Regions from separate parts of the Mus musculus genome. Here regions 1, 2 and 4 are each linked to region 3. The links are chromatin loops, found by intact Hi-C in ENCODE. Cell type or tissue: heart. All regions are shown on one strand. Links, peaks and the distances in the headings refer to the core of each region. The heading gives the core; the rest is flanking DNA. Region 1 holds the start of Slc30a6 (solute carrier family 30 (zinc transporter), member 6). Region 2 overlaps Xdh (xanthine dehydrogenase). Region 3 holds the start of Memo1 (mediator of cell motility 1). Region 4 holds the start of Xdh (xanthine dehydrogenase).

Region 1 (5,660 bases), core at 1,160-3,659, 99 kb after region 3:
TCTCTTCAGACACACCAAAAAAAGGCATCGGATCCCATTACAAATGGTTGTGAGCCACCATGTGGTTGCTGGGAATTGAACTCAGGACCTCTGGAAGAGAAGTCAGTGCTCTTAACTGCTGTGCCATCTCTCCAGCCCTCTTTGTTGTTGTTGTTGTTGGTTTTTTGTTTTGTTTTTTGTTTTTGTTTTTGTTTTTGTTTTTTTGAGATAGGGTTTCGCTGTATAGCCCTGGCTATCCTGTAACTCTTGCTATCCTTGGAATCTTGTAAATCAGGCCTGCCTCAAACTCAGAAACCCTCCTGCCTTTGCCTCCCAAGTGCTGGGATTAAAGGGATGTGGTAACCAACCAGTTCAAAATACACCATTCCAATGAGATATTTTCTTTAGTTTATTCTGCCTGGAAAGCGGTATTTCCAAGAATACTTATAACTCAGAAATGACGCTCACCTTGTAGAAGCTTTTCTGAGGGACTGGAGAGATGACTCCGTGGGTAAGAGTGTTTCCTGCTCAATCCTGAGGACTGAGTTTGAATCCCAGCACCCATATTTGGTGATTTACAAAAGCCTTTTAACTTCAGCTCCAAGGCATTCTAATGCCATCTTCCGGCCGCTTCAGACACCTGAACACACAAATAAAATATTTTTACAAAACTCTGACCACTATGAATTATCTACCCTGTCAATATTTATAACATAACTCCCCCCACTTCTTTTTAAAAAACAGGGTATCACTGTGAAGTTCTGGCTGGCCTGGACCTCACAGAATTCTGCTTGCCTCTGCCTCTAGCTACTAGGACTAAAGGCATGATCCACCATACCTAGCACATTACCTTAGTTTTGACATTCTACTTACAAATAACTGAATTTTTTTTCTTCTTGCATGTGTCTCTTACTAGGATACAATTTCACTAAGATCAGTGCCTAGAAGATAAGATCTGCAAATACAATCTTTATAGGCTACAATGACTGTGCAAGAAAGAAACTGTAGAGATTTAAAACTCTGTTATGGGATAAAGCCAAGTATTTTCAGTTCAAAGTCAGCTATTCTGAGTTCCACACTAGCTTATGAAACATATAAGACTTAAGGCATGCTTCAGATTTTTAAAAATATTTTATTCTTGGACAGTTTCCTGGTATATAATAAATTTTAGTCCTTGTCTCACCCTTCCTTCTCCCCCACCCCCCACCCCCGAAAGTATTCTCCCTAAGAAATCCCTCTCTTATTGTTCTGTCTTTTTGGTACTTTACGTAGTGAAGTGTGACTTGAATTCAGTGTCCTGCCACAGCTTCCCAAGACAGGCACCATATACAAAACAGTGGACTCCAGCTACAAGTGCTTATTTTTTCCTTAAATTTGAGATGCTCTCACTAACTGGGGAGGCTGACAGTGACCTACTCTAAACCCCAAGTATGCTTGAACTGAATATTTCTACCTCAGCTACCAAATCTATAGGGTTACAGGTTTGCACCCAGTTTAGGCAATTGAACCCTTGTGTGTCATGCCTAAGGGCTCTACCACCTGGTGGTGGTGTCAGATCCTCTTAAACTGCAGTAGCCACTTGGATGACTGGAGTCAGGAAAAGCCATCACCTCTTTTCATTCATTCATTCATTCATTCATTCACTCACTCACTCACTCACTCACTCACTCACTCACTCGTTCGTTTTGGTTTTGAGACAGTTTTGCTGTGTAGTGTAGTCTTCCTGCCTCAGCCTCCAGCGTTAGAATAGTACGCAGGCGATGCTGCACCCTGACCGGTGACGTGCACCAGTAAAGTGCTCGTGGAGGCCAGAGAACAACCTTATACTTAAGGTTGACGTTCACCTGGGTTTTTGAAATCGAGTCACTAAGGATATGCCTGCCTCTGCTTTCCTGAGTGCTGAGATCAAACAGGTGTGGCCATCGTGACGGCGTAGGTTCTTGTGATTTAACTCGAATCCTTGTGTTCTTAAGCCAAGCGTTTTCTGCGACATTATTTTTAATGAAACAGTTGGGAATTTGATAAATGTATTTTTAACATAGGCTGAGTCTACCTCGAGGAGCCTGACCTCGAAATCAGCGAGACTTGCCCGGCCTTACTGTGACATTTCTTAATGTTCCTGCTTCTTCATTTTTAAAACAGGAGTATAAACTGTAATAAACTCACACTCTGGTAGAAGACTTTGAACAGACCTCAAAGTTCCTCCCAAGGTGATAAATGCCCACCCTTTCCCTGGGCGAGCAGCCCCGCCCAGAGCAGCTCTAATCCGCCCACTTCCCAGGCGGCGGAGAACAAAAAGACGGCGACCTAGGGTACATGCGCAGTCCCGCCCCCTCGCCCTGCAACCAATCGGATTCTGAAGGCCCGCCCCTTCCGCTTGAGAAATGCGACTTCTCAGAGCGTCTTCCGGCGGGAGCTGTACGGCTCCTTACCATGGTGAGTTGGCCGTGGGGTGTGCGGGATTCTTGCGGGATGTTTCCCTCCTGCTTCCTCGCTCGAGCGCCCTGCTGTACCGCAGCTGCTCGGAACCGCGTGGTCGGGCCTGCGCTGGGGTTCCCAGCGCTCGGGTTCTTGAAGGGTTCCTGCTCTGTGCCTCTACAGCTGGGAAATGCCAGATTTGCCTAATGTTAAAATTAAAGCTTCCTCTGAGAACAAGTGAACGCCATCAGCGACTTGAGGCTTGCGTGGGGCTTTCTAGGGCGTGTTCACTCGTTTGCTTTTCAGTGTTTGAATAGCTCGGCACTGAGCAGCGGCTACAGAAAGGGTTAGTGGAGCAGCTCGGGAAAGGTTCTAGTATACGCTATGGTTGTTGGAATGTCAGGTTTTTCCTAAAAATTATTGAGTTAATTATTAAGCTGAGTGTTTTGGCACATGCCTTTGGCCTACAACTCAGGAAACTGAGGCAGGAGGATTGCACTTCGAAGTTCACCCTGAGTTAAATAGAGACTCTGACCCGAAAAAAAAAAACAAAAAAACCCCATAATCTAAAACCAAACAACAAAACGCGTAAGTCAAACATAATTATCTCAGTATTCTGTAAAGGTGAACGGGTGGTTGCGTTTTCAGATGTCAGAGTGCTGACCGCCCTTTGAAACGATCACAAAAACTCATTGAGCCCTTACTGGTAACTTACATACGACAATGACATATTTGTGTTCTTACTGTTGCCACCATAAAGTTTCCTTCTTTGGAGGCCAGCCTGGTCTACAAAGTGAGTTCCAGGACAGCCAGGGCTATACAGAGAAACCCTGTCTCGAAAAAAACGAAAAACCAAAACATTAAAATATTATATATTAAAATGTCTAATGAAGATCTGTAAAAGAATTCACCGTATTCTTTTAAATTGTGTGGTTATGTGCACGTGGGTGCAGCTGTGGGAGAAAGCCAGAGACATTAGATCCCTGGAGCTGGAGTTACAGGGAGCTGTGAGCAGATGTGGATGCTAGGAGTCAAGCTTAGGTCCTCTGGAAGAACAGCCTGTGTTCTCAAGTACTGAGCCATCTCTCTGGTTCCCAGATTTTTTTTTTTTTTTAAATTTTGTGTATGGATGTTTGTCTGCCTGTTTCTTGGTGCACAAAGTACGTGTCTGGTGCCCGGGGAAGTAAAATGAGGGTGTTGAATCTCCTGGGAGTGGAGTTACAGACAACTGTGAGTGCCGTGTGGGCACAGGGAACTGAACTTGTGTCCTTTGTAAGAGCAGTGAATACTCTTGATTTGTGAATCATAGTTCTAGCCCTTGATAGGGGGAAAATCACACACAGTATTTTCATAAAATTTCAGTAATCCTTTGGGTACAGAAAATGGATAGGATAAACCAGTTGTGGTGCACGTCTTTAACCCAGCATTCTGGAAGCAGAGGCAGGTGGATCCTGAGTTTGAGGCCAGCCTGGTCTGTAGAGTGAATTCCAGGGCAGCCAGAGCTATACAGAGAAACCCTGTCTCAAAAATAAAAGTGTGTGTGTGTGTGTGTGTGTGTGTGTGTAAAATGAACAGTGACCAGACAACCTTCAGTTATTCCAACTTTAAAGAAATAAACATATACAATATACACGTTGTAGCAACAGTGAACAGCTTGCAAACTGTGTTGTTTGAATTGGACCTTTGTATCTAATTTGCATATGCTATTCCATCTGCCAGTATTATTGGTGGAGGCCAGATGTGGGTGTCAGGATGCCTCCTTAGCTGTGTTCCCTTTTTTTGTTTCCCCCAGTTATTTTGAGACATGGTCTTTGAGACATGATCTTGGCGCTTGTCTATTCTAGACTGGCTGGCCAGTAAGTTCTAGGAATCTTTAATTTTTGCCTTTCTGAGACTTGAACCTACAGCCAAATCCTCCCCCCCACAGTGGAATGTGGGGGAGGGGGAAAAACAATTTTATACTTATAAATATCTGTTTTATAAAACAGTCAACACATATATACTAACATATCATCTGCAAAAAGTGATATTTTGACTTCATCTTTTCCAATTGGAAGGAGGTTACAGAGACAAAGTTTGGAGCTGTGTCAAAAGGATGGACCATCTAGAGCCTGCCATATCCAGGGTTCCATCCCATAATCAGCATCCAAACGCTGACACCATTGCATACACTAGCAAGATTTTCCTGAAAGGACCCAGATATAGCTGTCTCTTGTGCCTAGCAAACACAGAAGTGGATGCTCACAGTCAGCTATTGGATGGATCGCAGGGCCCCCAATGGAGGAGCTAGAGAAAGTACCCAAGGAGCTAAAGGGATCTGCAACCCTATAGGTGGAACAACATTATGAACTAACCAGTACCCCGGAGCTCTTGACTCTAGCTGCATATGTATCAAAAGATGGCCTAGTCGGCCATCACTGGAAAGAGAGGCCCATTGGACTTGCAAACTTTATATGCCCCAGTACAGGGGAACGCCAGGGCCAAAAAGTGGGAATGGGTGGGTAGGGGAGTGGGGGGGAGGGTATGGGGGACTTTTGGGATAGCATTGGAAATGTAAATGAGGAAAATACCTAATAAAAAGTATTAAAAAAATGAAAATAAAACAGTCAACAAAGGGAGGCCCTAGATTTTTATGGTGAGAACATTAGTCACGGAGTGAAATAATATATGAGGTAGGTATACATATGTAGATTTGCAAGAATGTCCTGCGGACCAAACCAAAGGCCATATACTTGTATCATCTGCTAAGATCTGTTTTCAGGTTTATAAGGGGAATGGCTTTGTGACTTGCACATTGTAATGAAGACAATTCTGTGTAAAACACAGTGCTTTCTGAGAAAATGGCAAGAAATAGAACGATCCGCATCAGTAGAGTTACTAAAGATTGGCTTCTGATACATGGTGACAGGATGGTGGCCGTCCTGTGGTTAACTGCGAAAGCAACAACACAAAAGCACTGTAGTTTGGAATATAAGAAGACTGCATGTCAAAGGTGAAACATGAAATAGTCCTGTGAAACTTGCGCAGACATTCTCTCCCGTTCTCATTCATTCTCTGTATGCACACGTTATGGGTACCTGGACACATGTTAAGGACAGAGGTCAGTGCTAGGTGTCTTCATTCATTGTCCACCTTATCATGTGTATGTGGTGTGTGTGTGTCAGTGATGGACATTTGGGATCTTCCTCAGTCAACCTTCACATATTTATTTATTTATTTAAAGATTTATTTATTTATTTATTTATTTTTATGAATGTGAGTAC
Region 2 (5,660 bases), core at 1,552-4,051, 360 kb before region 3:
TATGAGGCTGAGCCAGGCAGGGATGCTGTTAAATGCCACATTCGGTACCTGTGCAAGCAGAGCCTGCCAATCATCAAGGAAAGTGGCCAAGTCTCCAGGCATTGTAGGAAGGTAACACTTGGGTAGTGCACATCTTCCAGAGAATCTGAGCTGCAGGCCTTGCCAGCAGGAAATTTCACACCAGGGATAAGAAGGTAGCGTCTGCTTGCCTTAGCACATATTACCTAGGAGGAGGGCTCACTACACTGGCTTGCTTCATTCTTCCTCCCAATAGACCTAAGGTCCTTGGCATCCTCCCAGTTGTGCTTTTTGCAGTTTCCTGATTTAGGGGCAGGCTGTGCCCACTCCAGGGCCCCACTTACCTTGGCAAAGGTCCGGAATCCCTGGAGGATGGGTCTATAGCCTGTACAGCGGCAGAGGTTTCCTGCAGGCCAAGGGGAAAGCTGTAAAGTTAACGTCCCTTCCAGGGGATGAGGACTTATGACTTTGCTGCATGTGCTTGACCTTCGACCTCCTATGTCTGCTGCCTATGAGGCCCTGCTCCTGCTTACATTTCTGTCTCTAAAACACCCATCCCGGTGCCTTCCCACAATGCCTAGAGCAAGCCCACCCTGACCCTTTCAGAGTGTCTGATCACCTTCTCACTGAGCTTCTCAAACTATATTACCAGTCATGCTCCCTCTTCAGAGTGGGAGTCTCTGGAGGAAGGGACTCCTATCTTTTATCCTGTGTCCTTCACACTTCAGATAGTACAAAGCATAGGGCTCAAAAATCGGCTGAGATATTGAATGGGTGGGAAACTTTCTGGATTTAATTCCCTAGATAGAGAGCTATAATCCAGTCACAGGAGATGAATCGGGAAGTGAGCATCTGCTATGACTCAGCATCTAGTCTCTCTTCCTCCTGAGCAGCAATCACCCTGGTCAAGCTTGTTCTGATGGAAGTCAAGTGAAAGAATCCGAGGCCAACAGCTCTCAACCTGTGGGTCACAACCTCGTTGGCAACAGTCTGTCTCCAAATCCATTTACATCATGATTCATAACAGTAGCAACTTTACAGTTTTGAAATAGTAATGAAAGTATATATAGTAAATAGTAGAGAGTCACCACAGCATGAGGAACTGTACTCAAGGGTCGTAATATTAGGAAGGTTGACAAGCACTGCTCTAGACAGCTTCTCAAATGTCAGTGGTTGTCTTGGGACAAGGTTGCCCCATGAAGGGTAGGATCTAGACATCCCAGGAAGCAGGGACCAACCTGGTCAACCAGAAGAAGGTGAACTTCCCAGCAGATCTTGGCTACCATGTTTTATAGCCAGAGCTCTCAGAAGAGCAACACCTGGCATTCCCAGCCCATTCTTGACTGTCATTGTCTTGACCTGTTCAGGACCCATGTGCCATCCCACTCCCTGGGCTGCGCCTAAAGGTCCACACCTTGGAAGGCATTCTCGATCTCCTCGACAGTAGGCTCAGGCTTGTTTCGGAGCAGTGTGTACATACTCATGACAATACCAGGGGTACAGAACCCACACTGGGAACCATGGCTTTTGGCAATTCTCTCCTAAAAAAAAAAAAAGACAGATAACACATGCTCATGTTGGCAGAAACCCCACCTCCCCAGCTCCTTCATATTTGCTTAAAGCTGTGAGGGTCTCCATCAGGCCACTGAGCCCATCTGAGGTGGCACAGATTCCTCATCTTCATGACGGAGACCATCCCACTAATTACAGCTATGGATTTTTTTTTAAAGTCATTCATATAAAACTCTATTTTTTTCTCTTCTTTATCCCCTCCTTATTTCTTTCTATTTGTTTGTTATCGAATAACGCTAGGGCCCTGAACATACTAGGCAGGGACTCTATTATTGAATATCTGTAGACCTTTTTCTACTGTTTGTATGTATGTTTGTTTGTTTGTTTGTTTATGATGATGTCTCATTGTGTAGTACAGGCAGGCCTCGAACTTGATTTCCTTCTATCCTAGTCTCCTGAACAGCTTGGTTTACAGCCACCAGGACAGCCTCAAACTCCTGGTGTTGTCCCTGGCATTCTGTAGGCATCCATCAATGTTAGCCATTAGTGGACAAGTCCTTTAGAGAATACTGTTAGTTCTAGCACAGAGAGTTTAGGAATTTACCCCGGTTCAAGTATCTTAAATAGAAACACTGTGCTGCGTTCTTTTGACTACATGAGCCTGCAGTGAAATTCAAGCACCACTCCTGAAGGACCACAGAGTGTGCCCTATTCAAACCCACCACTGCATTCCTGGATTGTTAAGTGAAGGTACCCTCGGAGCACAGGGAGGACATGAGAACTGGACCAGGCGCTAAGCTGAGTTTACTATATGCATAGAATGTCACAAAACTCCCACCAAAGCTGGTGGGTTTTACTTCCAGTTCCTGTTCCTCATCTACATGGCTTTCTCCTTTTTCTGTCTCTTGGGAATCTTTCTCGGTACTTGAGTAAAACTGACAGGACGTTATAACATCTGTATCTGTAGTCTACCCATTCATTTTGTGAACATGGATCAAGAACCTAGTATGCAGTAGGCATGAAAGGTTATATAAACAGAGAAGAGAGATGGGGAGAAATTCCATGAAGCCTGGACTGTAATAGTGCAATTTTGATAAAAATGGAATAAGAAAAATTCCATGTGGTGGCCAGCGCTGTGCAGAAGATTTGCACAATTACATGATCCAGAGTGACTGAACCACTCTAGAAAGGATCTCGAGGCTGGTTTCAATATCGCAGTTAGGATCAAGAAAAGAGAACTGTCAGCAAGAATGCTTGATACAGCACGAGCTTGGCGTGCCAGAGCAGCTGAGAGAATATGGGCGGAACCTGCTGACGCTAAACACTTTGGGTGGGAAAGCAGCTCCTCACAAGCTGGGGCAAGCTACAGAACCTTCTCTGTGTGATGGGCAGCCTTAGGAGATTTCAGCCAGCAGTGATGTGATTCATGGCTTTAAAAAAATAAATCACTTTGGGCTGCTGGGTGGAAATTGCATTCTAAAAACAAACACAGAAATGGGTCTTCGGAATATAGTATAGCCAGCTAAAAAGAGATAATGACATGGATCAAAGTAGTGAGAGTTAAACAGATGGGGGAGCTATCATAGATGGTTTAGAGAGTGGATCACACTTCTGGATGGATAGGGTGTAGTATGTGAGGGGATCAAAGATTACTCCTGGATCCTTGGAAAGTAAGAATGGACTGCTTTGCCATTGGCTTAAATAGAGCAATACCCAGGAAGGAAGATGTTATGGACAAAATGGGTTTTTCCTACAGCTGAGATTAGACATTTGTGCTGTGGTATCAAGTAGGCAATTGCAAACGAGTAACTTCTGAGGAGAGGTCAAAGTTGAAAGTGCAAGTGTGTACCATTTGCAGGTAGTGGATGTTCCAACGTACCTGCCATGAGATTGTAAGAATGGAGAAGGGCAGGGCTGAGGCCAGAACCTGGATACTGTGGCAGTCTGTGGGGAGCCAACGAGTCAACACATGATGCCAATGAGAGTAAGAGATGAAAACATGGGAAAGCCAGAAAACAAGAAAATCAAATGCACTAGGAATACAATCAACCCTGCTGCTTATATGGAGATAAAATAAGAACACCGAGAGTAAGAGTTCATGTTGTTGGGAGGGCGGATACAAATCCTGTGTTCAAACTACCCCTGCATTTGGCTACCGAGGAAACAACAGGCTCAAATTAAGCTCACACTTCTCGCAGGTTGGGCAGGTTTAGAGGTGTACCCTTTTCCTGCCTAAGAAACAGAGATGAAGCAACAGCACTCTCGCCCTGCTCTGACACCACAGACTGGATCATATGCTCCTCCTGTGGAACAGAACCTGTTTGATCATCCGGAGGCCCTAGTGCCTGGAGACAAAGGAAGTGTCACCCCCTGAAAGACGTGTCTCTTCAAATGGTCAAGAGAGGATTCAGACCTGGGTTTAACTCTGGAACCGTCTCTGATTGCAATTTTTCAAAGAACTCGCGCCTCAGTTATCCCAGGGTGGGGCTGTTCTCTGCCTCCACCTGTTTCAGTTTGGGCTAAGAGCATCCAACTTCTCCCTCCAAACCCCCAGATTTGCAATATGGTCCCCCTCATGGTTCCTGACTTCAATCCAATGCCAAGGTCTAGTTCCACAAGGGAGAAAACCCCCAGTGAGGTATTTATGGGTATGTTTGTTTGGCCCTTGAAGTTGCTGAGGTTGTGAATAACCTTGAACTTTTGATTCTCCTGCATCCTTCCAAGGGCTACAATTTCAAGCAGGCAGTGTACCCCGTTTCTATGGTGCTTGGGATCTAATTCAGAGCTGCATGCGTGCTAGGAAAGCAATCTCGTCAACTGAGTCATACAGCCCCTAGCTATTAACTTATCTTCATTCTCCAGAGAGTAAAGGTCTGACAGTCCATATGCGTGGCATTTAATATTGATTGATAACTTTATAGGATATGTAATTTAGGAAACAAGCCTCTGGGTGTGTCCCTCGAGGAATTATCTAGATTAAGTTTGCCTCTGGTCAAAGCCATGAGTGTTTATCTAGATTAGTCAAGGTGGGAGAAATGGCTGAATCCAGGACTGAATAAAAGAAAAACAGCTAGCCAGATATGAGCATTCCACTGCTCTCTGCTTCCTAACTGTGGATGCAATGTGCCCAGAAGCCTCAAGCTCTGATCACTATGACATCCCTACCATGGTAACGAGTACCCTCAAACTGTGAGTTAAAATAAGTTCTTCCTTATGACTGTAAATATTAAAGTAGCCCGTTTTCCTTTGTTCCCGTTTTGAGGCTGGTACAATGGTAGCTGGCCCTGACTACTTATCTCCAGTTGCTTCTGACAGGAATGTTGCAGAAGCAATGTGTAAAGAAAGTAATTCAACATTGATATTGTTCGAAGAGTGGAGGATGTGTGGTACAACTGGAATTATAGGAGTCATGGAAATCTGGAATTGGAGGACTGTCATTTGTCAAAGCATACTCAAGAACAAGATGTCCTTCCCTGCTTTCCCAGGTCTGAGGTAAGGATGCCCCTGGATATTAGATTTAGCTGAGTTGTTGCTGTTGCTGCTGTTCCGGGGAGGGGGGCGGGGGGAGGGGACATCATGCAGTATTAGATCATCCTGTCCCTATGGATGGGGGAGCTTTGGGTATGAGTACCTGCTCTCTCTACCTTGTTCATCTAGAAAACATTCACAGGGGGCCCTGGAACAACTTCTTTTCCTTGGGCTGTGAAGTTTCTCCTAACAAAGGTGCAGCCTTGGTGCAAGTTCCCCTGTAAAACGTGCTGGCCTCACGTTTACCACTCCACTCACCTGGACAGGATGCAGCTTCTTGGTGTTTCCTATGCCTTCCACAGTTGTCACAGCAACATGATGCAAGGAGCAGATGGGGGTCAAGCAGGCATTGACGGAAAAATGACTAGAACCACAGATTAAGGCCATTTCATTGCCATTGAGGTCATCAGAGCAGTGCAGGGACTGCCTCATAGGACTTGGGCGCTTTCTGAATGTCTCTCTGCTCTGTGCTAGGTTTGTGTCTGCTATTGTTATCTTTGCCTCTCCATATAAAACTCTGAGCCAGGAAAAAAGGGGGTTCTATTCCAACTGCGACTGAGCCTCATTAGAGTCTCCGTGGGCAAGCTACAATCACACCAGCC
Region 3 (5,660 bases), core at 2,398-4,897:
AAAATAAGCCAGGAGGTGGTGCCACACGCCTTTAATCCCAGCACTTGGGAGGCAGAGGCAGGCGGATTTCTGAGTTCAAGGCCAGCCTGGTCTACAAAGTGAGTTCCAGGACAGCCAGGGCTACACAGAGAAACGCTGTCTCGAAAAACCAAAACAACAACAACAACAACAACAAAAAAGCAGTATTAATAGTGCATTGATTATAAAGGGCAAACTCAGGAGCCAGAGACCTGACTTACACAATTCCTATTTTACCACAGGCCTAGTCTGGGGTGCAGCACTAAATTTCTGTTTCCCCATATACTGGCACAAGAACTGACATTCTCAGGTAGTGAGAACTGATTAAAAGTCTATGAAGTACTTCAGGACCATAAAATGTCATACTTATCTAACGCAAAAACTACAGCCACCTGTTAGCAGTAGTTCCAAACCCAACCATGTCATTCTTTTGTGTCTTAGCAGGGCAAATCCGCTGTGGACCAACAAGATGCATGTACTTCTGCAGCTGGTTGAACAATCTCAGGGAAAAAAAAAAAACTGCCTTCCAGATTTTCCGTTTTCCCAAAAGAATCATGTCACTATCCAACCCTAGTACTTGCAAAGGGAAATATGGTTAGGGCCAGTTGCTGAGAAGCACAGATGGCCTAGAGACCAACAGGAATCACGGAGGAACTTTTCTTTGTTACCAAAGCAGAAATGTGACCCCTGAAAATAATCTCAGAAAACAATCCTTGTGAAGAGAGTTGTACTGGAGGGAAACGGCCCTACCCTTTCTCACCCAAAGAACTACACATGGTTTTTTGAAGACAGTGCAGACAAAATTCTCTCAAAACGTAAGCTAAACTAGGCAGGTCGTCCAGCCCCGGCTCGGTGCTGAACACAGGATACCAAAGAGGTTGCTCAGGAAAAGTGCTGATGCCATCTCCAGCTGCCCCTAAATGACAGTAACAATGCAAACACTGACAAAAGACCTTGGAGGCCACCCAGAGCCCCTGCCTGGCAGCAGCTCTGCCCGAATCTCCACGTACAAAGCGACAAATCCCCCCGAGAGGCCCAGGTCTGACAGATCTTCCAAGCGAGAGAGACCAAGAGTAGCAACACGAGAGATAGGGTAGAAAAAGTACTGCCTGTCACTCCTTCCAGGGGCGCTGGGTGCCCCAAGGGTGGGAGCAAAAACTGCGGTCCCCTCGGCCAGCCTCTGGCAACGAGGACCGCGCCAACTCGTCCTTCCCCACCGCAGAGGCCGTCCGCGGAGCCGCGGAGCCCGCGCTCGCCCTGGCCGGGGCCGGCCGGCAACTCCTCGCCCAACTCCGCGGGCGCCAGGCCGCCTGCCCGAGCGCCGGGTGGGGGAGGCGGCGCGGCCCGGCCCCGATCCCTCGGCACGCGGTCAGCGCCCTCCGCCCGCCGCCCGAGTCCCCGCCCGCCGGGCCCCGGCTGCCCAGCTCGACCACCCCGGCGGCCTGGCGCCCTTACCTGAGGCGGTGTACCAGCTCCCGGCGTGGCTGGCTTCCCGGCAGACCACTCGGTTGGACATCTTGGTGCCTGTGCCGCCTATGGTGCACGAGGATGAATGAGGAGGCGGCGGCGGCGGCGGCTCCGCGAGGGGACGAGACGCCGCGGGCCCAGCCCAGGAGGAGGCGGCCGCGGGGAGGGGACCAGCCCGGCCCAGGAGGAGGAGGAGGAGGAGGAGGAAGAGGAGGAGATGGCAGCCAGGGCGGAGGGCGGCAACAATCACCACAAACTCCGCCGGCCGCCGGAAGATGGGGCCCACGGCGGCTTTACCCTAGCCGCGCGGCCGCGGAGTCGCCGCCGCCGCCGCCGCCCCTACCCCTGCCCGAGCTGCTTCCGCGAGCCGCCCCCCGGCCACGCCGCGCGCGGCCTGCCGAGCCTCCCGCTGACCCCACCCCCGTGACTCCGCGCCCTTCCCCACCGCCCCGCCCCGCCCCGCCCCCACCACCGAGGCCTCCCTCCCGCCGCGCGCCCGCCGGCCCCGCCCCGCCCCGCGCCTCCGCCCGCCGTGCCGCGCGCTCAACGGCGGAAGCGGGACCGGCCCCGCGCCATCCCGGGTCGGGAGGCCGCGAGCCGGAGGGCGGCGGCGATCGGTGCCACCTCCCCCCCAACACACACACACACAGCCCGGGGCCGGGGCCTGAACCCGGGAAAGGCAGAGCCTGGGGAGCCCACGCGTCCTTACTCGCCGCTCTACCGGGGCCGGCCCACTGAGCATGCCCAGCGCCGCGGCCGGGCCCGCCGAGGAGGCTCAGCGTGCACGCTCCGCTCTCCGGGGTTTAGCGCCAGCAGAGGCTGGGGGCAGGGCGCGGGGCGCAGGACGCAGCCGCGAGGCGGGGTGAGCCCCTTCCCCCCCCCCCCCCCCCAGCCGCCTGGCTTGTCCCCGTGCGCCGCTGGCTCAGCACACACAACACACACGCGATCGCTGCCTGCCGAGTCCCGTCGGGGTTCCCCCTTCCCCGGCGTCCTTGGTGGGGTTCCCACCCTCGGGGTATCGCCCAGGAATGCAAGTCTGGGGCCACGCCGCGAAGTTTCGCTGGCAGAGACATCGCGCTGCGAGGCGTACTGGGATGGGAGAATATGGGGGGGTGGAGGACCGACCCTGTCAAAATGTAACCTTCGCTTCCCAGGCTCGCCCCTTACGACCTAATGTCTTCGACACAGTTAAATTTACTAATTGTATTTTAGGTATAACTGCAATGTGGCAAAGATTGTCTCAGTTATTTCCTACTGTGTTAAATGGGGGTGACGTTCGTGAGGGAGGGGTACCAAGGATTATGAGTTAATGCGTATGAGGAACCAGACGGGGTAAGGAATACTACAAATGTCACCCTTCACTTATAAAATCCCAGTATTCCACGTAAGTATTCCACGCAGCAAAAGAATTCCTTTACCAGTTGGGTAGAATCACAAAGGAAGTGGTTTGTTTGGCTTTGAAGTGCTGGATTCCAAAACCCAGGAAGTGTAACAGTTCCCCAACTCCCAGAAAGTATTTGGGAAAGAAATCATACACCGGGTATATCTTAGTTTCACATTAAACTAGATCCTGGAGAAGTCCAAAGTAGATGTCTAGCTGCCTAACCAAGTTCGGCGTTCCTTAATGCTGTAACAGTATACTTTTTGTTTGGTTGGGGTTTTTGCCAAGTTCTCAAGTGTTATGAGAAAAGCTCTACAGTTAATTTCAATGGCAAGAAAAAGGTAAATTGCCGCTTTCTCCCAAGAGTTTGTGTTGCTTACCAAACTTAGCAAAGACCCTAATGAATAAAATACAACTTCTTGCGCCAGAGAAATGGCTCAGTGGTTAAAAAAATAAATAAATAAAAAAAAAAAATAAGCACTGCTCTTACAAAGGACCTAAGTTGAGTCAGCATCACATTGGGTAGCGCCCAAGCAAGTCCAGTTCCAGGGGCTCTAACGCCCTCTTCTGGCCTCCACAGGCACCTACGATTACATGCACATACTCCACACACACACACAAATTATAATTGTTTTTTTTAATATTTATTTATTTATTATATGTAAGTACACTGTAGCTGTCTTCAGACACTCCAGAAGAGAGCATTAGATTTCATTACGGGTGGTTGTGAACCACCATGTGGTTTCTGGGATTTGAACTCAGGACCTTTGGAAGAGCAGTCAGCGCTCTTAACCGCTGAGCCATCTCACCAAATTATAATTGTTTTTAAAGATTTCTAGAATGCTTAGACTTTTTGTTTGTTTTGTTTTTTTGGGTTTTGTTGTTGTTGTTGTTGTTTTTCGAGACAGGGTTTCTCTGTGTAGCCCTGGCTGTCCTGCAACTCACTCTGTAGACCAGGCTGGCCTCGAACTCAGAAATCCACCTGCCTCTGTCTCCCAAGTGCTGGGATTAAAGGCATGCGCCACCATGCCCGGCTTTTTTTTCTAAGACAAAGCTTCATTATGTAACTGACTGGCCTGCATGGAACACCCAATGTAAACCTGGCTGTCCTCAAAGAGATCCACCTGCCTCTGGAGTGCTAGGATTGAAGGCAGGCACCACCGCAGCCGCTCTTTTGACACAGGTTCTGGCCTAGGACTGAGTATGCAGACCAAGCTGGCCTTGAACTTGCTGGGAACCCACTTGTCTCTGCCTCCCTAGCACTGGAGTGCAAGCACACCCAGCTCCAGCTTCTTGAAAGAAGTCAGTCGAACCTATTCACAACCACCTCCCCTAACGACTAGCTTCAGTCTATTAGCAATTCTATATGCATTTTATTATTGACAATCTGTTATATATTCTAGTAACTTGTGTTTGACAATCCATAAATGTTATTCATAGTAAGGGCAAGGAAAAAAATTAATAGTCCTTATGACACACAGAATAGAAAAAACAAAGAAGTCCCAGAACCTAACGTTAGTGCATATAGTTTCCAAAACAGAATATCCAAACTTTGTTGTAGTAAACTAGACACAGCAACAGTGCCCATCATTCTGACTTGTATTTGACTTGTTTTAATAAAGATGGCATCTTTATAGCCCTGGATGCTCTGGACTCTGAAATCCACCTGCATCTGCCTTCCAAATGCTGGATTAAAGGCATTCATCGCTACACATCTACTTCTCCACTTTAAGGTCTCTAACTCCAATTAGAGCTTACTAGTTACACTCGATTGTCCAGGTGAAGCTCTGGGAGTCTTCTTATCTAGTTGGCATGAGGATTATGGGAAACACCGCCATGCTTCCGCAAGGATTTATATGGATACTGGAACCCCAGTTCAGGTCTTCATACTTCCACAGCAAGCAGTTTACAGACTGCGCCATCTCCCCGACCCATCAGACTTATTTTTAATCATGCAGGTGTGTTTGTAGTCACGTAGATGGGATATGGTTGCCAGAAGTTTCAGATCCCATGTGCATGCTGGGATTCAAACCCTGGTCCTCTGTACTAACAGCCAATGCTCTTAACTGCTGAGCCATCTCTCCAGGCCCTGGATACGCAGATATACTATAGCATCACTTCGAGCCGGGCATGGTGGCGCACGCCTTTAATCCCGGCGCTCAGGAGGCAGAGGCAGGCAGATTTCTGAGTTTGAGGCCAGCCTGGTCTACAAAGTGAGTTCCAGGACAGCGAGGGCTATACAGAGAAATCCTGTCTCTGTATTAAAAAGAAAAAGAAAAAAAAGATATACTATAGTAAAACAATTTCCTACACTAAAAATTGGTTTTGAGCAGGAACTGGTGGCATATACCTTTAATCCCAGCATATCAGGTGGCAGAGGCAGGAGGATCTGAGTTTGAGGCTAACCTGCTCTACAGGACAGCCAGGGCTATGTAAAGACCATGCTCCCTACCCCACCCCACTCCCCAAAAAGTGATATAGCTCTTGTCCTTGAACTCAAAGATCCACCTACCTATGCCTCCTAGTGCTGGGATTAAGAGAGTATGCACCATCACCCCTGGCCATTAAGAATTACAAAATGTATCTTAACATAACCTTTGCAAGGGCTTTTAACTTGAAGAAAAGATTAGTATGCTTCCAGTGTAGGGTTCTCAACTTTAGTGCTTCTTTTAGTTTGAACTGGATGACTAAGAGGTGACAATAGGCACATGGACTGTCTAATGACCCCAGCAGACATCCTGACGGCAGCAGAATCCTACCTCACTACTGCCCATACATCACCCAAGGGGAAACG
Region 4 (5,660 bases), core at 1,512-4,011, 350 kb before region 3:
CTCTTGAATATCTACACAGAACAGCCATGCTACGTTGGAGCTGTGTCTCACGAGCTTCCCACGGTGTGCCCCACGGAATAGTCTCCACAGAAAGCCCAGAGGGAAAACACTTGGCAGGCATCCCAGTGTGAATCTGAAATATTCCCTCCAAGGCCATATTTGCAGCACTTGCTACCTAGCTGACAGGGTGGTTGTAAAACCTTTAGGAGCTGAGGTGAAAGTAGGTCATGGGGTTGTGGGGAGGCTTTGGGGGCTATACCCAAACTCTGGCACTTCCTTCTCTCCATCTCCTCTTCTGTCATATTGTGGATAATGACCCCTTCCCTCTATTTACCGTAATCGTCTGCTCAAGTTACGAGGCCTATTTGTGGACTAACTCCAGTGAAACCATGAGCCGAAACAAATCCTTCCTTCCTTCCTTCCTCCCTTTAATTGATTCTGCCAGGTATTGTGGTGCCTGGGATATAAAAGGAACACACTGCAGGGCAAGTAACATGGGCCAGCCTTGATGGGCCAGCAACATGGCTCAGTGGATAAAGGTGTCTGCCATCAAGCTTGATAACCTAAGCTGAGTTCAATTAATATCTTCTCTCACTCTCTCTCCCTCCCCCTCTCTCTCATACACACACAGAGAGAGACAGAGACAGAGAGAGACAGAGAGAGAGAGACAGAGACAGAGAGAGAGAGACAGAGAGAGAATAAATACATAGAACTCAAAGAAAATGAGTGAGTAGATTGCTCTGAAAATTTGAACTTTAAAAATAAAATGATTGTTGGGTATTGTGTTGTATTGTGGTGGTGCATGCTGTTAGTCACAGCACTCAAGGTTCAGAGGCAGGCCAGTCTCTGTGAGTTCGAGGCCAGCCTGGTCTACATAGTAAGACCCTGTCTCAAATAAATAAATAATAAAAAGGAAGGAAGAAAGGAAAGAAGGATGAAGGATAGAAAAAAGGAAGACAGTCCTAAAGGATGATAACATACTATATACATTAAATCTATAACATTAAAATTATAATTATCCAGTGAAAGAATAAAGCTGCATGCCTCCAGCTATGTCCTCTTCCTGTAGGGATTTCTCTTGCATCCCTCTCAGTAAAACTAGAATCCTGGCCCCTTAAGAGGACATCACCCACAATGCTGGTGAAATATTGAGCAACGCTCTCCCTTTAGTACTGACTCCAGAAGAGGACAGGTCACTAAGGTCCAGGTCACTCCCAGAAGATTCCACAGGCACTTGGTGTCTCATACCTGAGCCCTCTCTAAGCCCACTGGTGCAGACAGAACCATGCAGTGTAGAAAACAAGGAAAGGAAGAGGTGCCCTGAGGAGAACCAGCTGCCATCTTTCTACCGCTCGTTTGGTAATTTCTTTGCACAATCTCTCTGGCCCAATGCCTAGAACATCTTGAAGAAGGAAATGAATCTGAACTTACTCAATCTGCCTGTGCTCACTCAGATTGCCTGCTAGCTCTGGCTTCTTACTACTCACCAATTGCCCTTACTTTCTTCATCCTTCTGGAGAGCTCACACCTTTTTAAATGACAGGCTGGCTATTCCTCAGGATAACCTGACGGGACCAGAAGCTCCCAGGAATAGAAGGGATTGGTGTGATGCTACACTCTAAAAAAATCTAAAAATCACTTCTCTCCAGTGCTAGTAAAATGCAAGGAGAAGCAATTTCAGCCAAGCCAGTTCACCTCAAAAACACTCCTTTCTAGAACCAGAGGCTGACACTAAGCTATCCCCCCAGAAGAACTGTGGGTCACACATAAATCAACACCCGACCTTAGAGCAAGATATGACCTTCAGAACACTTTGAACCTGCCACTAGCTCACTGGGAAAAATTCATTTATGAGCATCCCAAAGATGATGATGTCTGTGTGTGCACAGTATTTCCAGGGAGCCAAGTTAACAGCTGTTTCCTCACCTCTGTGATGCAACCATTGGGCACAAAAGACATTTAAAAGATTGAGTTCAAAAGCCTTACTACCATCAGCTTAGGCATTTCACCCTAGCCCTTGTCTTGGTCCAAGCTTGCCCAACACACACACACACACACACACACAAAAGCAATATATCAGAGAGATTCAGGGATCCAGGGATGGGGCCACTCCCACTGAATCCACAGGCTTTACCGTACTGGTGTTGAAATGACTCCTAAAGTTTGCGTGCTAGTTAGCCAAGCAGATGCTGGCAGTCTAAGCCCTTAGGAATTCTTGAAATCACATGTCCATTCTTGCAAATTTCTTCAGAAATTACTCAGTCTCTTTAATCAACACAAAAGTGTCAAAATAAAAAAACAAGTAAAATTGTTTGGGGAGGGGGGGAAGCCTTTGGCCCACTCATGGTTTATGAAGTCCATGTGGCCAGTTACAGTGGGGGAAATGAGGGTTCTTCTCCTGTGACCTCAAGTGGGGAGCTGCAGTGCTGGGAGTACCTTGAAGGGAGGCCAACAACGCCAGAAACAATACACTTAGCTTGCTCCTTCTCTCCCTGCACCGAGTTGACCTTGCAAAGATTCTCAGGCTATCAGGGATTTTGTGGACCCCATACCACTTTACCTACATTCACAAGTGCCGTTTAAGGGGTTTGCAATATTTACATATAGAACTGAGAGATGGTGATGGAGGAGTCCTTTATGAAAATAATGACAATAATGGCTTGCCACAAGGTGTCAGTATATGTTGCCGCACAGTAAATCAGCTCTAGTTAAATCTATGTACAGGATCATATATCAGAACCAGTGGCTGTGTGTGTTTTATGTTCCGGCATTAGCATAAAAGTGCCCGCCTCCTGCTGTTTGTATTAAAGAGAGCCACTGAAACACTAGAAACAGAGAAGAAACACAGAAATAGGGAAGTGCTGTTGCCTCCTCCTCTCACCTAGACTCTGTTCCTTTTCCCACCTCTGAGCCAGTGTGTCCTCTAGCATAGAGTGGCCATCCCTCTCTCTTCCCTCCCCTTCCTCCTTTGCCCTCTGAGCGTCTTGCCTGTGTTCATCTTGCTCTAAAGTTACCAAACTACAGCAATATCTTTTGAGGGGTAAGATGAGACCAGAACACATCAAAGTGTCCACACAAGAGAAGTGACACAGGTCCCCTTTCAGACAGCAGAATCTCTAAACCAAAGGTCAACTGCCACTTACCTTTTTGCCATTCACAAAGAAGACCAACTCATCTACCGTTGTCCTCGTCATCGTGACGGCCGGAGTCCCCGAGCTGCTGCGAGGTGCTTGTAGATATCACTGCCTGCAACTTGAAAGATACGCCTCCCAGCAAAATGAAACAAAGTTAGCCAATGAGAAAGAAGCAGCTCCAGGCATGGACAGCTCTTGGCAAGAGTCACAGGTTTGCACAATCCAGGAAGGACCAGACAGCCAATCCACAGATCCTACTCTGTCCTCCTAGTCAAAGTGCACAGAGGAAAGTGCAGCCGTAGATTAAGGAAGCCTGCATCTTGGCACCAGATGACTGTGAATTCTGGGCACCTGCCCTTGTGAAACCTGCTTCATCCTCCTCCCACTTGCCATACCAGGAAGAGCAGGGAAGGAGCAGTTTGCCAGCCACTGAGGCTGATTCACTCTCTTCCCGTTCACACTTGTTATTTTCCCAAACCGGCTCACCCTGACACAGGCTCGCCACTGGCCTGCACAGCTCACTCTCTCAGGGCCTGGCAGAATGTGAAGGTCAGAGACACAGACCCTTATGTCCAGACTCAAACCCTGACCTTTGACTACAGCCTGTCACTTATCGCCTGCAGGACTCAGCTGTTTCTTCCTGGAAAAGGGACATCAGGATGACACCAAAAGCAGAAAGCTGAAAAGCAAAAGGTCTCTCGGGCGTGCCTTATAAACTTGCAGAGAATGGAAATAATCACTTTTGAACAGTCACAGGAACAATCCCAATAACAAATCATGTTCCAGAATTTCACAAAACTTGTCAAATTATCAGAGGAACTCATACACCAAAACATATTACAAGCACCAAGTAAATAAAATAAGCTAATACAACAACACCCACCACAGTCTGTTAATAGAGCTGAGAGCCCCCAGCTCCATCAAGGACCATTAGCTTCTGGTGTAAATGCCTATGCACAGCATCCACTCAGACAACACTCGTGGGCTCTCCTTGCTCCACCTCCCACCACTCCATTCCACCCATCTTCACATCAGCAGGCACTCTGTCCTTCCCCAGCCCTGCAGTCACTCAATCACTCAGCCAACCTACAGGGACACATGTGTCATCGTCCTGGAAGACCACAGAAAAGGAAGAAAAGTGCATGGTCAGATGAGCCTGGTGCAGCAACAACATTTTGGGAAACAGGACTCCTGGGACAGTCACATCATCAACACAACGCCCCTTTGCTGGCACAGCCCTGACGGAACCAAGAATGAACTTATTTGTCGGTCAATTGATATCCCAGTTTACCCTTAGACTTATGCACCAAATCCCTTCAAGTTTCTCGGTCCAGGATATTCTGGTCATCATAAAACAGTACTTGCTACCCGGAATCAAATTCCTTACGAAATGGGCAGTTTGGCTGTCTGGGGATGTTAGTGACATGCCTGGTAGGGCTGTTGTTGAAGATGATGATGATGATGATGATGATGATGATGATGATGATGATGATGATTATGATGCTTCTGAGACCAGGAAATGGAACTAACCATCCCAAGCCCAGGATAATCCTTCACAATAAAGAGTTGTCCAACCTAACATGTCAATCAAGTAGAGGCAGAGATGTGGTGACCTGGAAGGGAAAGGGTGGGGAGAGGGACTAAGGCTGAACCTAAGGTGTGTTTTGTTAACTCCCTGTTCCTCACACTCCTATGATGGACTGGTGTTCTGTTCAGTGACTCATCTTCATGAGCTCTGCCTTTCCCCCACAGTCCCAGGGAAAACTCTGAAGGCTGGATTTAGTGTCAGCTCCATCACCTTTGCAAAAGTCACTGGCTTGGGTCCAGTGGCCACGTTCACAGACACGGCTTACTATAACTACTCTGTAAAATCAATTCTGCCAAAAAAAAGTAAAGAAAGAGGGCAAACCATCCCAGCAGATGTTGAGAGAGTGCTGGATGGAGGATATAGGAATGTGAAACCTAGGGGTTGGTAACACCCACAGTACCCCTCCCCTGCCATAATCTGAAGGCACAAATAACCTGACTGAGGCAGTGCTGGAACAGGCGAAACTGAAAGAGGAGATGAGAAATTAGCTGGAACTGACCTCAGCCCTTGGGGAGTTGCCTGCGAAAGGAAAGAGCAGCCCACAGACACAGCTCCAGAGAGAGAGAGAAAAGGACTCTAAAGTTGGGAAGTTCGCACCACACATCACTCTGGACCCCATGGCTGTTGCTACCTTGTGGAGCCAGAGACCCTTTGGAACCACAGGAAGTAAGCAGGTTGCAGCCACTGGATAGGAGCAGTAAACCTAAGACACACAAACTGTGGCCATAGCTGAAATGTGGTAAGGTCACCGGAAGCAGGGAGATTCTCAACACTCCCCACCCTGACCACAGCTGAGAGAAGCTATGTGGATAACAGGAAGCCTGTGGTGGAACTTGTTGCAATGCACTAATGGACCTGTAGATGTGGGGTTGCGGCTTTCTCCTAACCAATAAGAAATGTTGACTGAGAACATTTTTATTTCCATTCATTGCTCATTT

The links. A loop is a pair of places that touch in the nucleus more often than their neighbours do. Peaks named below come from ENCODE experiments on the same cell type or tissue, not always from the same donor. Only the 100,000 strongest peaks of a DNase experiment are listed, where the experiment ranks them.
Region 1: a loop joins it to region 3, with 2.1 times the contacts of the local background. A loop is called at or near these places in 2 of 42 quality-filtered maps.
Region 2: a loop joins it to region 3, with 1.8 times the contacts of the local background. A loop is called at or near these places in 2 of 42 quality-filtered maps.
Region 4: it touches region 3 in a loop (2.0-fold over the local background); 4 of 42 quality-filtered maps call a loop at or near these places.

What each region holds. Positions count from the first base shown.
Region 1 is chr17:74,393,254-74,398,913 of GRCm38, forward strand. Slc30a6 (solute carrier family 30 (zinc transporter), member 6) reads left to right here and starts at 2,355. Exons shown (of 14, transcript NM_144798.6): 1 at 2,355-2,415. The coding sequence starts at 2,413. In heart, for the core only: no CTCF peak of the experiment used is centred there; a DNase peak (open chromatin) is centred at 2,308; H3K4me3 peaks cover 2,043 bases; H3K27ac peaks cover 1,548 bases.
Region 2 is chr17:73,934,440-73,940,099 of GRCm38, forward strand. It overlaps Xdh (xanthine dehydrogenase), which reads right to left. Exons shown (of 36, transcript NM_011723.3): 4 at 5,317-5,422; 5 at 1,433-1,559; 6 at 363-424. Among named protein-coding and RNA genes, the nearest start is that of Xdh, 13 kb to the right of the region's middle. In heart, for the core only: no CTCF peak of the experiment used is centred there; a DNase peak (open chromatin) is centred at 2,832; H3K27me3 peaks cover 568 bases.
Region 3 is chr17:74,293,219-74,298,878 of GRCm38, forward strand. It overlaps Memo1 (mediator of cell motility 1), which reads right to left and starts at 1,645. Exons shown (of 9, transcript NM_133771.2): 1 at 1,474-1,645. The coding sequence starts at 1,534. In heart, for the core only: a CTCF peak has its summit at 3,438 (motif pointing left); a DNase peak (open chromatin) is centred at 3,443; H3K4me3 peaks cover 988 bases; H3K27ac peaks cover 967 bases.
Region 4 is chr17:73,946,935-73,952,594 of GRCm38, forward strand. It overlaps Xdh (xanthine dehydrogenase), which reads right to left and starts at 3,262. Exons shown (of 36, transcript NM_011723.3): 1 at 3,144-3,262. The coding sequence starts at 3,194. In heart, for the core only: a CTCF peak has its summit at 2,680 (motif pointing right); a DNase peak (open chromatin) is centred at 3,327.